Linked DNA regions of Mus musculus: all the other regions are linked to region 2. Evidence: chromatin loops called from intact Hi-C (ENCODE). Cell type or tissue: left cerebral cortex. All regions are shown on one strand.

Region 1 (2,500 bases), 850 kb before region 2:
GTGGAGGACGGAACTGAAAAAGCTCTTTCTCTTACGAATTTTTCAGCCCAGACTGGCTTTCATGTCCTCCTCTGGCTAGCAAAGGTCCTGCGATGTGCCCTTTATTTTTTCCAGGTCCTCACTTCCCAATCTCCATTAAATGTCGTTCGACTGTCTCTGCCCTGAGGCTCAGGGAAACACTCCAAGAAGAAAGCCCATCTGCAGGCCGCTGCCTGGACCATCGCCTCCAAGAACAGGCTCTCAGCCTAGCACCGCAGGCTCTCCCCAAGCACTCTCTAGGGGACCTTGGAAGCGAAGTCGAAGTCGGGTCCTGCAGTTCTCTGGAGTTTCAGGCGGGGAGTTTCACTGGAGGCCTTTTGTGATGCAGGCAAGCTGGGACACAGTCTGGGTGATGGCGAAGAGAAGCAGATGCTGAGCCCCTTGCACGGGTGAAACCCAAGACTACTCAGTCCCTGGGCTGTGGCTGAGACCCTTCAAGCCTCGGATACTGAGAGAACAAGACTGGTGTGGAAGTAAGGGTGGTGGGGTCAACCAGGCAAACTGTAGGGCTCCCTCTTGCTATTCTCTTTCTGGGATCCCCAAGGCCTTGGAATCATTTATGTAGGGGTGAGGTAAAAAGGGCATGGTTACTCTGCTCACTTCTGGGCTGCACCCACCGCGAAAGTGAGACCCACTTAGGAAGTGACTTGTGTTCCCAGGGCACCCCTGCAGGAGAGGACACTTGCAGATTGCATTCGAGTATTCTGTGGTCTCAATGCATCTAAATGCACAACCCTTTTCTGTAAAATGGGCAGGACAGTTGCCACCTAAGCCCGAAGGTCCGTGGCTACACACCAACTAAGGAGTCTGGAGAATATTGAATTCTCGCGTTTTCCCTCCAAACTCCCCCAAAGTGGAAAAAAGTATACAGGGACCTTGGGCTAGCCAGAAGGAGAGCCTCAGATGGTAGGGAGCCTCTCAGGGTTGGAGGTGTTGGTGGATTCGACCTAGAAAGTTCCATCGCGCAAAAAAATAAAACAAACTACAAAACACAGAAACCCTCCTGGGCTCTGCATCACTTAGAAATGGCTTGTTCCCCCCCAAAATGTTAATAACCAAACGATTGGTATGGATGTAATTATCAATAATTATACGAATTATTGCTGATTGCGGGGCTCGTAGCTACTTTAATTAGCTTACCAGATTCTAATTAAGTTAAATGAAACATTAATAGAGAAAATATGCTTTAAAAAAAAACCCAGGATTTTTAATGTCTATTTCTCGCCACAATGTTGCCACCTTGCGACGAACTTTAGGCATTACAGCCATCGCAAGCGGCTCAGACACCTTCGCTCTAGCAGAGAAAAGTGTGCTTGCGGGATTAAGGGGGATTGTGGACACCGGATTTCTCCGGGTGTTTGCTTTGGCAACTCTGTTTCCCTGCGTTCCCTACAAGACTCTGCCTCTGGAATACAGGTCCGGAGCTGGGGAGCTATGTAAACATGCCCGTCCACGTCCTTTCTCTAGAGGAACTCCATCCCTTTTGGGAGCTGCGTGGGACAGATTGTCGCTCTCCACCACTGCGACAAACCTTTCCTAAGAGACTAAGTAGAGAGATGTTTTATGCCCTTGAGACACCAGTAAATTGCTTCTCACCTCTGTCTCCTCTGCCAATGGGTTCCTCACGTCCCTGGCACAGCTAACTTCTGAGTTCTACAGGGCTTCAGGTTCCTGAGTCTAGGAGGACACTTACTTTCTTGTTATCTTTGGCTGTATGAGTCGGCCTCCCAGGGGACCACAAGTACCTCCACAACTAAGGTCATATCTTATTTTTCCTCCAACGGTACACGGTGCCCACGTGGAATATCCACGTGAAAGGATAGTTCATCTAGGTGCTGGAAACGTCTGAGGGAAGGGATCCCCAGGTGCTTCCGGACAACAGCCACTGAGATGCAATTACGCTCATTTACATAAGGTTAATTAAGCTCGAGAGCTCGCTGCTCTCAAAGAAGATCCTTCATCAATAGAATTAGTGTTGGGGCAGGGTGTCGAGTAATTTATCATCAACTTAGGAAAGAAAACCCTTCCTCCTGTCCCAACTGTGTCTCAAGAACACTACCTCCACATTTTGCAAGCCCATGGTTCACACATTCCCAACTACCCTGCCACACCGTACAACCGTAAGCCTTTGCAGATATGCAACTCTCACCTAGAATCCGGATCGCCAGTAGAAGCAAAACTGCCCTTCACGACCCCTCCATGCTTTCCATCATTCTAAACAGCCTCACCTGGTCCTCCCCATCCAGAGGCCCCGGTGGTGTTCGGTGATGTGCTAAGAGTATAAACTCTGTAACCAAGTTCTCTGCCTCTCCTTGTGTGGTAGGGAACCCACAACAAGAGTTGGAACTCTGTTTCTGCTTAAAACATGACTTCATGCAGGGATGAGCTAATGCAGGTAAACCCTGGAAGACAGTCTGGGTGAAGAAGAGCTAGCACATCTGTGTGTGATAGGAAAGGACAC
Region 2 (2,500 bases):
GAAAAACAAGGTCAGTCTCAGCTGTTATTCCCCAGGAGCCATGCACCTCTCTTTTTAAGACAGGCACTCTCATTGAGACCCGGACCTTGATGGCTAGGCTAAGCTGGCTGCCCAGAGAGCTACCTGTTCTCACCTCCCCAGTGCTGAGGTGACAAATGCACAATACCATGCTCATGTGGCTGCTGGGGACTGGACTCATGTCCTTATGCCTGAGCTGTAAGCACTTTGCTGACTGAGTCATCCTCACAGCTCTGAAACCCTGTTTTATATAAAATTATCTTCCATTTGATTTGGTGGCACCTGCCAGAAAATTCCATATAATCTTTAACACTTCATACTTATAGAGCTTGAACTTAGTCAGGCATACAAAAAAGCCTGTGGGGCAGCAAAACACACACACCAACACACACACCAGAGAGAGAAAGAGGTCTTATCTGTGTGTATTTTATTCTTCAGAAGTTAAATGAGTTTCTAACTGAACTTGTGTTGAGGACTCCTTTGAAATTCATCCAGGTGGGGAGCTTCGTGGAGACTTACAACACATCTTTGGGTCACCAGCTTCACCCTTAGACTGTCATGAGGTCTGACACTAACAGCCACAATGTCAGAGTCTTCCTGGATGGAGCTAAAAGTATGCCAAGGACCACATGCTTGCAACTCCTTTCAGCTACACCCATCCTCTTTACAGTTTATTAAAATCATTCCACGGGGCCAGAGAACTAGCTCGGTTAAGGCTGGAGAGTTGGCTCAGTGCTTGACATCTGGGGAGCTGGCTCAGTGGTGAAAAGCACTGGCTGACCTTACAAAGGAGAGGATTCAAGCTCAGTTCCCAGCAGGCTTGCCATCATCTGCAACTTCGGTTCTAGAGGATCCAGTGCCTTCCTCTGCCCTTTTCTGACATACAAATACACGCAGGCAAAGTAGCTATACACATAACATTAAATGAATCTCTTTAAAGCAAACAAAAATGTTCCACAGAGACAATTTCAAGTCCTCTATAGTAAGTAAAGGAAGAAAACAAAACCCCCATTTGCCTAACTAGGTGTCAGAACCTGGCAAAACAGGGCATTTTCCAGAGGCAGCCTAGCACTCTATTGTGCCCCAAGATGGGTGTGGTTTTGTAAGCTGATTTCAGTCCTGGCCTGTGTGCAGAGCGGCTGCACTGGAACCGGAGACAAGGACAGCATTCCTCAAACCAGCCTACAGCGGGGAAAATACTTTCAACATGCAGAGACCTGTTAAATTATTCTTATTGAATTGTTTAAAATATTGCTGTGTGATATTTGTTGTATTTAGAATGGGAAGCATGAAAACTAAATGCACAATAAATAGCAAAGCATTTATTGCTACAGTGTAGCAAAATTAAAGGCCAGTTTCTAGATTCTCAGCAGCAGGTGCTCAGAAGTTAGCAGGCAACTCCCGTCCACTCATTAGTGAGGCTCTGCTGCCCTCATGTGGTGAAATTACTTCTCTGCCAGAACCTGTGATTGTCCTAGAGAGCATCTTTTGTCTTCCTCTCAGGCTGAACTCATCCCTCAAGCAAATTTTTCTGCCTCAGCTTTCTATGAAGTTATAGGGATGAGACACTAGACATTACATATATCTTAGAGAGAGTGTCTTTAAAAGTATTATTAGGGTGGTTGAGTGGATGGATGGAAGGATGAATGGAGACATGGATGGCTCCATGGATAAAACACTCTTCAAGCATGAGGGCCTGAGTTTGAAACCCCAGCTCACATAAAAAGCCAGGCATGGGCTGGAGAGATGGCTCAGTGGTTAGAGCACTCACTGCTCTTCCAAAGGTCCTGAGTTCAATTCCCAGCAGCCACATGGTGGCTAACAACCACCTGTAATGCAATCTGACATCCTTTTCTAGAGTGTCTGAAGACAGCTACAGTGTACTCACATATAATTAAAATAAATAAATCTTAAAAAAAAAAAAAAAGAAAAAAAATCCAGGCATGGCTGCATATGGCTGTACCTTCAGAACTGGGAGGAAGAGCCAGGCTAGACCAATGAGCTTCCAGTTTAGTGAGAGACTCGGTCTCAAAAGCAATTCAGCAGAGAATGATAGAGGAAGATATGCTATTCTGGTTAGTTTTGGTCAGCTTGACATAAACTTGGGTCCACTGGAAAGAGGGAATCTCAAATGAAGAACTGTCTCTATCAGATTTTCTGTGGGCATCTCTATGGGACAGCTTCTTGGGGCAGCCTATTATGGGTGGTGCTATCTCATGGTAGATGGTCCTGGGTTGTATAAGAAAGCAGGCTAAGCCACGATGAGCAAGACAGTGAGCAGCCTTTCCCCATGGCTTCTGTTTCAGTTCCTGGCCTGAGTTCTTGCTATATCTTTTTTCAAGAATGGGTGGTAATTTGAAAGCCAAATAAACCCTTTCCTCTCCAAGTTGCTTTCAGCCAATGTTTTATCACAGTAACAGAAAGCAAGCTAGGTCTCCTGCTGTGGCCTCCAGATGGTGAACCTCACACTCACACTCACACT
Region 3 (2,500 bases), 270 kb before region 2:
GAAATTGCCCTTTCGTCTCCTGCACTTGGAGTTTGGACAGAGGGCATCCATTTTTGTTAAACAGGAACACAATCTAGAGAGGGTACAAGCCTCCCAGGGGAAAGAAATAGCCATAAGAGGGATTGGGGGAAGCAGGGCATTGTTGCTGGGCAACCAACTTCTTCTGTTGCCTCGGTAACAGCCCCATCAGAGGGAGGCTGTATGCAGAGTGTGCCTATGAGCTCCAGTCCTGGTGGCACCAGCTGGCTGGGTGTCCCCTCCCCCCACCCTGTTTCACACGGCCTCCTGCACATATGGGAGGGCCCCAAGCAAGGTTACAGCCCTTTCCCTCTGCACCTCCTGCCTTCTGCACCATCCTTCAGCACAGAAGCATATGCTGTGCACATCCAGGTAGTCCGCTTGCCTCCAGACTCCTGTTCATACTCTCATTCACTCAACAAACATGCACCCTATGGTGCCTACACTGCAAGGACTCAGCCAGGTCCCAGGACACAGGGAAGTCAGGTAGGGTCACACAGTTTCAAGCAGTAACTAGCAGGGTAGTCAGACAAGTAACTGTGAATGCATTTGACCAGAGAACCATGGAGTCACAAAAGAGTGGGCCTCCACATCTGAGGGAGGAAAGGGGGAAGGGGTGGGCCGTGTAACACACTCCCAAGATGCCATGATCTCCTCTCCAGAACTTTGAGCAGTACTCACTGAGGCAAAGGGAACGTGCAGCTGTGACTACATTAGGGACTGTGTGGTGGGGAGTTACCCAGATCATCTTGGTGGCCCTGGATGTAACTATGGGTCTTCCAAGAAAGAGAGAGAACTAGAGAGAGGGAGATGGGGTGGTAGAAACACATGGCAGGAGCGCTGTGAGGAAGGGCCACAAAGTGCAGCATCTCCACAGCCCTCTGCTTTGGACTTCTGACCTTCAGTGCTGAGAAAGTATACAGTGGTCTCACTTCAAAGCATCAGATTTGTGGTCATTTGTAAGAGTGGCCACAGGGGTGGGGGGAAGAGTTGCCACAGAAAACTAATAGGGGTTGGAGAATTTCTTGGAGGAGGTGATGTCTGGTAGAACTCTAAAGAATTAGGGGTGAGTCCCTCAAGGGACAGAGAAGCCTACTTAGACAAAGACCAGGATGAGATTGGCTCTGGTCCACTGTGCTTTCTCAAGGCCGTGAGAGATAGACAGGGAGAGGAGGTAGAGGCTGGCAGTTGTGAGAGAGGAAGGTAGTGGCCGGATCACACCGGGTGTCCCAGGGAGCAAGAGGGAGCCACTGAAGGTCACAGGGAGAGGTGGCTGAGTCACACTGCAATGCTGAGGTCCCTGGCTTCAGCAGAAAGGACTGTGGAAGCAGTATAGTCCCCATGAGAGTTGAGAACAGCAGCGATGGGATGAAGGGGCAGCAGGAAAGGCTAGACTCTGGGATGAACTGGGGCGAACTATGGACTGACTCCATCCATCCCACTGTTTGGAAGACAAGGAAAGAACAGGTAATTTGGGGCTTTGGTTTTGCCAGTAGGTGGCGCCATTGGCCATACGGTGGTAGGGAGCCAGAAGTCTGGGGCAGATGTAGAAAGGAACCCAGTGTCTCTGAGCAAAACCCCAGGAGGTGGGAAATACTTACTGGGAATTAGATAGAGGATGCTGCCCAGAGAGCCTGTGGCTGTTAGGGTGCCTCTGCGGAGGCACCACCCCAGTTACCTCCTATTGCAGTTCCAACCAGAAGGTTCCAGAAGCTGACAGAGACTGAATATCTGAAGAGCAGCCCTGTCTGGGACCTAGAAAGCAGCTCTGTGTTCTCAACATCTCAACTCCAATTTCTTTATAAAACCTAGGCAGACTCCACCCTGGCCTGAGGAAGGGGACACCGTGGATCCGTTGGTGGCCCACCCTCCCACCCTTCTTCCAGTCGTCCAATATCCAGGAGAGCTGGAGGTGCCAGTGAGGCCTGAAAATGACCAGAACCCAGCTGGAAACCAAGAGTCTCAGGTGTATGGCAGGTCAAAGAAGGATGGGTACCGGCAACATCCTCACGTCCAACTCTGGGGGTACGTCTGTGAAAACACTGGGGTGTGAACTGGTAAACTGGACAGTAACTTAAAATTTTCCACCCTAAGAAAGTACTCTCTCCCACCAGGTATAGGGGCACACACCTTTAATCCCAGCAGAGGAGGAGGCAAGTGGATCCTTGTGAATTGGTGGTCAGCCTGGTCTAAGCAGTGAGTTCTAGGCTAACCGGGGCTATAGAGTGAGACGCTGTGTGATAGTTTGAGTAGGTATGGCTCCCACAGACATTTTGAATGCTTGGTCATAGGAAGTGGCACTATTAGAAGGTGTGACCTCGTTGGAGGAGTTGTGTCACTGGGAGGGAGGCTTTGGGGTTATATGAGCTCAAGCTAGTTGAAGTCACATGGTTTCCTTCTGCTGCCTTCGGATCGAGATGTAGAACTCTCAGCTCCTTCTCCATCACCATGCCTGCCTGCACACTGCCATGTTTCCCACCAT

What was found. A loop is a pair of places that touch in the nucleus more often than their neighbours do. Peaks named below come from ENCODE experiments on the same cell type or tissue, not always from the same donor. Only the 100,000 strongest peaks of a DNase experiment are listed, where the experiment ranks them.
Region 1: it touches region 2 in a loop (4-fold over the local background); 6 of 42 quality-filtered maps call a loop at or near these places.
Region 3: it touches region 2 in a loop (6-fold over the local background); 41 of 42 quality-filtered maps call a loop at or near these places.

Annotation. Positions count from the first base shown.
Region 1 is chr9:63,134,833-63,137,332 of GRCm38, reverse strand. No RefSeq gene overlaps it. Among named protein-coding and RNA genes, the nearest start is that of Gm25064, 2.8 kb to the right of the region's middle. In left cerebral cortex, a CTCF peak has its summit at 1,289; a DNase peak (open chromatin) is centred at 1,295; H3K4me3 peaks cover 579 bases.
Region 2 is chr9:62,286,102-62,288,601 of GRCm38, reverse strand. No RefSeq gene overlaps it. Among named protein-coding and RNA genes, the nearest start is that of Spesp1, 5.2 kb to the right of the region's middle. In left cerebral cortex, a CTCF peak has its summit at 1,454 (motif pointing left); a DNase peak (open chromatin) is centred at 1,449; H3K27ac peaks cover 240 bases.
Region 3 is chr9:62,552,525-62,555,024 of GRCm38, reverse strand. No RefSeq gene overlaps it. Among named protein-coding and RNA genes, the nearest start is that of Gm39352, 12 kb to the right of the region's middle. In left cerebral cortex, a CTCF peak has its summit at 1,506 (motif pointing right); DNase peaks (open chromatin) are centred at 175 and 1,520; H3K27ac peaks cover 1,481 bases.